2 separate regions of the Homo sapiens genome follow, and region 1 is linked to region 2. A link is a loop called in an ENCODE intact Hi-C map of the cell type or tissue named here. Cell type or tissue: B cell. All regions are shown on one strand. Links, peaks and the distances in the headings refer to the core of each region. The heading gives the core; the rest is flanking DNA.

Evidence for each region. Hi-C counts contacts between places; a loop is a spot of excess contacts. Peaks named below come from ENCODE experiments on the same cell type or tissue, not always from the same donor. Only the 100,000 strongest peaks of a DNase experiment are listed, where the experiment ranks them.
Region 1: a loop joins it to region 2, with 2.2 times the contacts of the local background. A loop is called at or near these places in 10 of 110 quality-filtered maps.

Annotation. Positions count from the first base shown.
Region 1 is chr10:2,985,202-2,988,011 of GRCh38, reverse strand. It overlaps LOC105376352 (a long non-coding RNA gene), which reads left to right and starts at 1,568. Exons shown (of 4, transcript XR_001747271.2): 1 at 1,568-1,636; 2 at 1,753-2,810. RefSeq lists an enhancer at 2,796-2,810. In B cell, for the core only: no CTCF peak of the experiment used is centred there; a DNase peak (open chromatin) is centred at 1,391; H3K4me3 peaks cover 1,386 bases; H3K27ac peaks cover 875 bases; H3K27me3 peaks cover 317 bases.
Region 2 is chr10:3,035,140-3,037,949 of GRCh38, reverse strand. No RefSeq gene overlaps it. Among named protein-coding and RNA genes, the nearest start is that of PFKP-DT, 30 kb to the left of the region's middle. In B cell, for the core only: no CTCF peak of the experiment used is centred there; a DNase peak (open chromatin) is centred at 1,609; H3K4me3 peaks cover 1,231 bases; H3K27ac peaks cover 2,500 bases.

The sequences.
Region 1 (2,810 bases), core at 285-2,784, 50 kb after region 2:
AGGCCAGATGCAGATTGAAGCTGCACTCTGCAGAGCTCGGGAGGGACATGGGGGCCCAGGACACATGGACTAGATGGCCTGCGGTCAAATGAAAAAGAGGGAGGCATGGGGGGCACAGGGAGGGAAGTTCTGCTGGGCCTGCTGACCCTCGACCTGGCCTGTGGCATCTGTGAGCCAGGAGCAGGGAGGGTCCTAGCACAGGCCTGTGTGCCCGCATCAGGGACAGTTGGTCCTGCAGTTCAGTGCAGGCAAGGAGCTCATACCTTAGCACACACAACCAGAAAGAAGGGTGGGGGAGAGAGAGAGAGAAAGAGAGAATAGAGAGAGAAAGAGAGACATAGAGAGAGAGAGGAACAGAGAGAGAGAGGAAGAGAGAAAGAGAGAGAGAGGAGGAAAGGAAGAGAGAGGAAGAGAGAGAGAGACAGACACAGAGAGAGGCACGCAGGAACAGAGAGAGAGGGGAAGAGAGAGGGAGAGAGAGAAAAAAGAGGAAGAGAGAGGGAGAGGAAGAGAGAGAGAGAGGGAGAGAGAGGAAGAGAGAGAGAGAGAGGGAGAGAGAGGAAGAGAGAAAGAGGAAATGAGAGAGAGAAAGGAAGGAAAGAAGGAATGGAGGAAGGGAATAAAGGAAGGAGGGAAGGGAGGAGGAGGAAAGAGGGAAGGAAGGAATGAGGGAGAATGAGAGGAAGAGACAGAAAGGAAGGAGGGAGGCGAGAGGAAGGAAGAAGGGAGGGAAGGGAGGGAGAGAAGGAAGGAGGGAGGAAGGAAGGAGGGAGGAAGGAAGGAGGGAAGGAAGAAAGAAGAGAGAGAGAAAAAGAAGAGAGGAAGAAAGGAAGGAAAAGAGGGAGAGAAGGAGGGAGGGCGGGAAAGAAAAGCTCCCTTCTCTCTCAGCCCCTCCCACCCCTGGTCCTGCCTTCATCCTGCTTCATTGGAGAGCAGGGGCCACACCACCTTTGGAAAGCATTTGCCCTCCGTCCAGCCACCTTCCAGCCATAACCTGGGAGCAGAAAGGAGAAGGAAAATGCCCAGAGTCTGGGGAACAAACAACAGAATTATGCAGATTGCAGATGATTTTTTTTGCAGGGGGGAGTGGATGGTCCTGGTGGGCTACAGAATTAGAGAAAGGGAAGAGTTTACTGTGTTCGGAATCTTCCAGTAAATAGAAAAACTCAACTCTCATTTAAGGAACCATCTGTCTTTCTGGTGGAAAGGGATTTACCCTTGAGAGTACAGATGAGCTTCACAGGAGGGGACACAGAATACTGCACAACTAAAGCAAATGAAGTCCCAGGCGAGCGGTAAAACAGGAAGAAAAGCAGCGTCAGGGCCGTGAAGCCGTGGGGACACCAGGCTTCCAAGAACGGTTTACATTCCCCCAAAACAAGCCAGATAGGCAACGCCCGCGTGGAGGGGGGAGGAGGAGGAGGAGCAGGTGGGGACCTGGGGTGTTCCTGGCTATGTTTTGCGGTCTAGTGACCTTCCTCCTCCTCTATTACTCTTCCGCATTTCAATTCCCTTTAAAAGAACACTAAACACTTTTAGACACAATCTGTTCTGGGTCAATATTTGTTTCACCTTGGCAAAGCTTCCTATACAAACCTGTGATCATATGCCTTTGTTTTCTCACTTCAGGTACAAGGTAAGACCCCAGCAATAGTAAATGATAGCATGAGGGTTTCATGACGATGTAATTTTATTTTTTACGACCACTGCTGGTTAGACTTTTTATTATCGTGATATGACTCATTTTTACAGAGAGGTGAGCACAAGATGGGCCAAATATGAGATGTGGAATCAGGAAAAACAGAAAAAGTGGAAGAAATGGCAAACGTGGACGTGAGAGCAGCTGGGTTTTCTAGCTCTGGGCGTCTGCAGGAATCATGTTCCAGGAAGGGCTGGGAGAGGCTGCGGGGAAAAGGAAGGGGTGCAGGGGAGTGTGCCCCACCCTTGCCCTGTGCCTGCAGGTGGGCCGGACTTGGACCCTGCCTGGATGATCTGCGAAGAAATAGGGTTCCAAAAGGGCAGATCCCAAGACAATGCCTTATAAAGGTCCTGGCTAACGTTTCCATGGCAGCTTGCTGAGTGGCCGAGCTGATCTCAGCCCTTCCAGGGGTGACTCATTGACTCCTCCCAAGCTGGAGAGGTGAGAGTTCTTTTCCGGTTTACATATCAGGAAGCTGAGGCATGGAAAGGTGAGGTGATTTGTCCCGGGTTACACCTTCAGGAGGTGGTAGAGGCAAGGTTTTATTCATTTGTTAGGATGATCCACGTTTTTAACCACCTGCCAGTCATCCCGGGGTAGAAAGCTCAGACTTCCTCTTAGCAGCAGACTTTTCTAGCCTTGTTTTCTCACTGGCAAAGAGGGGATCACAGGGCTTAACTCACTGTGATGATGGAAGGACTCACATGAGCTATTTTATGAAAGCTGTTAGGAAGCCTGGGACGTGGTGAGCACTTGATACCTGGTGGGCGCAGGACTGGACGAGGGAAAACTTGGGCTGAGAGCCCTGTGCTCAGGACACCGTGAGGACACCCGGCAGGTGCATGGATGCACTTGGCGAGGCTGGGAGAGGAGTGATGTTTCACTAAAGACCACTCCCCTTCTTTTCCCTCCACTGACATCTTCCAGGTAGCTGGAGACCACCCTGGCTGAGCTGTGATCAGTCGCATCTAGACTAGTTTGGTGTTTCAGAGCAAGTCTCTCAAATGCCCTGTGCCTCAATGCTCTCATCTGCACGTTGGAAGAAAGAATTCCTGCTTCCCAGAGCCGTTGGGAGGAGTAACAGAGGTGAAGTGTGTAAAGTACACACGAA
Region 2 (2,810 bases), core at 204-2,703:
ATTTTTCAATATTTGGTACTTGTGGCTACTGTTATCAGCCTCAGTTCTGAAGCCAGGTGGATATTCCAGAGCCGGAAATATCCTAGCCTGTCACATCATTAGGGACACTTCCACTCTCCTGAACTGCTGTTTTCCCACATTTTCCTCCTCCTGTGTTTCCCTAGCCATGAGCTAGTGTATTGTTCACGCATATTTACCATTCCCTGAAGTCCATTTTCTCCTCCTTTCTTGAAGACTTGTTATCTAATGCTCCGAAGGGATATGACCACCATAGATGCCAGCTCATGTGCTCATCCTTCTTGTATTAAATGCACCTTCTTATTGTGATGCTTTGACATCTTGGGGTCTGTGGACTCTGGAGGAACACCCCTCCCAGGGTTACTCATTCCTGGAGACCAAACAACTCACCTTTCGGATGCAAACCAACCAATCCAGAGGCAATACCCCCAACCATCTCTTTCACTGGGCTCTTATGCTCCAAGGCTGCCATCCACCTGCCCTGCACCCCAATGCCAGGTGCCAGACAAGCAGGGATAGCTACCGTGTCCGGAGCCTCTGAACTGATTCAAATCAGCCAACCCCAAGCCTGTCACTCTGCCTCTCCATTCCTTCCCAGGGAAACCACAAGGGAGGCTCTGGCCCATGTTTCTCCCCAACCCCTTCTGCCTCCTGACCTACCGTGGTGCCTCCCCAGGTACCCTCCTGCCAGGCTTGGTGTACACCCTCCTCTTAGACACTGAAAGTAACAAACTACCTTTTAAATGATGGTTGTCTCCTGACATATTGGCTTCACCATGCCTAAATAAGAATAAAAACGTTCATTATAAGACACTTCTCCAACAAGTATTCCTTTCTTTAGTAGGGAAATATGTGCAAACCAAACTAGAAGTATATATGTCACACATTCTGTATGCTGTGGAAACATGGGTACCCTACGAACTATCAAATTCAAACAGAAACATTTAAGGCTAGAGACTGTGTGCCTCTGTATCTTATGCATCGAAATATTTGCTTTGGGAACAAAATGGGTCCTTCTTGCTTAAGGGTTTATAAGATAACATATTCATACAAAATATTCTCCTTTAGCAGGAAGTACCTTACACAGCCATGGCTTCATTATAATGAATGCACAGTATGAGTAATTTGTAAATGCAGAACAATGTTTTTCTTCAGAATCTTACATTTCAAATTTGCTGAAAAATCTCTCTCTGAAGTGGACCATTTCCCTGCACAGATGGTGTTGCACTATGAAGACACAAGTAGCTATCCATCATGGTGTAGGTTGAAACTCTCTTTTGTGATGCTAAGGCAATCATGTCACATAAAATCCTCCACTGAATGCTTCCCATTATACATCTGGTCAGCCAATATGTAAAGGTAATCATGGAGTCTTAGACGTCTTCTCATAATGTTTAACCCGTGTGACATTGAGCTTGAAATGATTAAATGTTCCTGGTAGTACTGGTGTGTGTGTGTATGAGTGTATATGTGTGTGTGAAAGAAAGAGACAGAGAGAGGAGTCTAATGTTATCACAGAAGGCACATCATGGTGCTACTAAAACGAAGGATTCATTTTCAGTTCCTCTTCTCACTAGAAAGTGATTTCCTGGTAAAAGTGAGCCTAAAACACCACCCTCATTGCCATGGTAGAGAGATGAAAACAAACCGCCTACGGGGAACACAGGACAAGTATGCCCGGGTTAGAGAAGCATAATTCCAAAACTACTCAGGGCTGGCAGGGGAGTTACACAGCTCAGCATTCATCCCTGGATATGCAGACCATACCTTGAATAAGTTTATAAGCAACAATTAAATGTTGAAATAAATATCTTGAAAGGAGAAGCAGATATTTCAGGGTGGACGAGGTCTGAGAATTGAGTGGGGTTTAGACAAAAATGTCATCAGCAGAGAGCATTCCTGGCTGATCCAAAGAGAAAGTTCTCACTGATCTTTTTCTGAGAGAAACAGAGTGAATGGGATCAGAATCTACTTAATATCTTTATAGCTCATATTCTATTGACTACTAGGAAACAATTGTTCCAGTATAGTTGTTGTTTTCATGAAGCTTGACTTAAATGAATTGCTTTGAAAATACTGGGTTGACATTATCTAGCAGTGAAGGATGTGGTGTCAAGGAATATAAAACATCAGGTTAAAAACTACCTTAAGAAATTGGTCTTTAAGATTCCTGACTAAGGGTGTTGTGGTACATGAGGTGATATGGTTTGGCTCTGTGTCCCCACCCAAATCTCACCTGGAATTGCAATAATCCCCATGTGTCATGGGAGGGACCTGGTGGGAGGTAATTGAAAAATGGGGGAGGGTTCTTTCCCGTGCTGTTCTCGTGACAGTAAGTCTCACGAGATCTGATGGTTTTATAAAGGGGACGTCCCCCCCACATGCTCTCTTGCCTGCCGCCACATAAGACATGACTTTGCTCCTCATTCAGCTTCCGCCATGATTCTGAGGCCTCCCCAGCGACGTGAAACTGTAAGTCCATTTAACCTCTTTGCTTTATACATTACCCAGTCTTGGGTCTGTCTTTGTTAGCAGTGTGAGAGCAGACGAATACATAAGGATGCTGCTTTATTTTTCACAACCATCGTTACTCAGTCCTAAGTGTTTCTCTTCATCGAATGAAGACAACGTTTGCTTTGGAGAGGGAATGAATTAATGAAGACTCCGAGCTCTTGGAATGAGCTCCGTGAGATGATGCTGAATCCTGATGAATATCTTTTGGTGCTGGGAGTTCTCTCTGGATATGAGGTCCCTATGTTTATAGATAAATTAGGCCCATAAATACTGAGGTG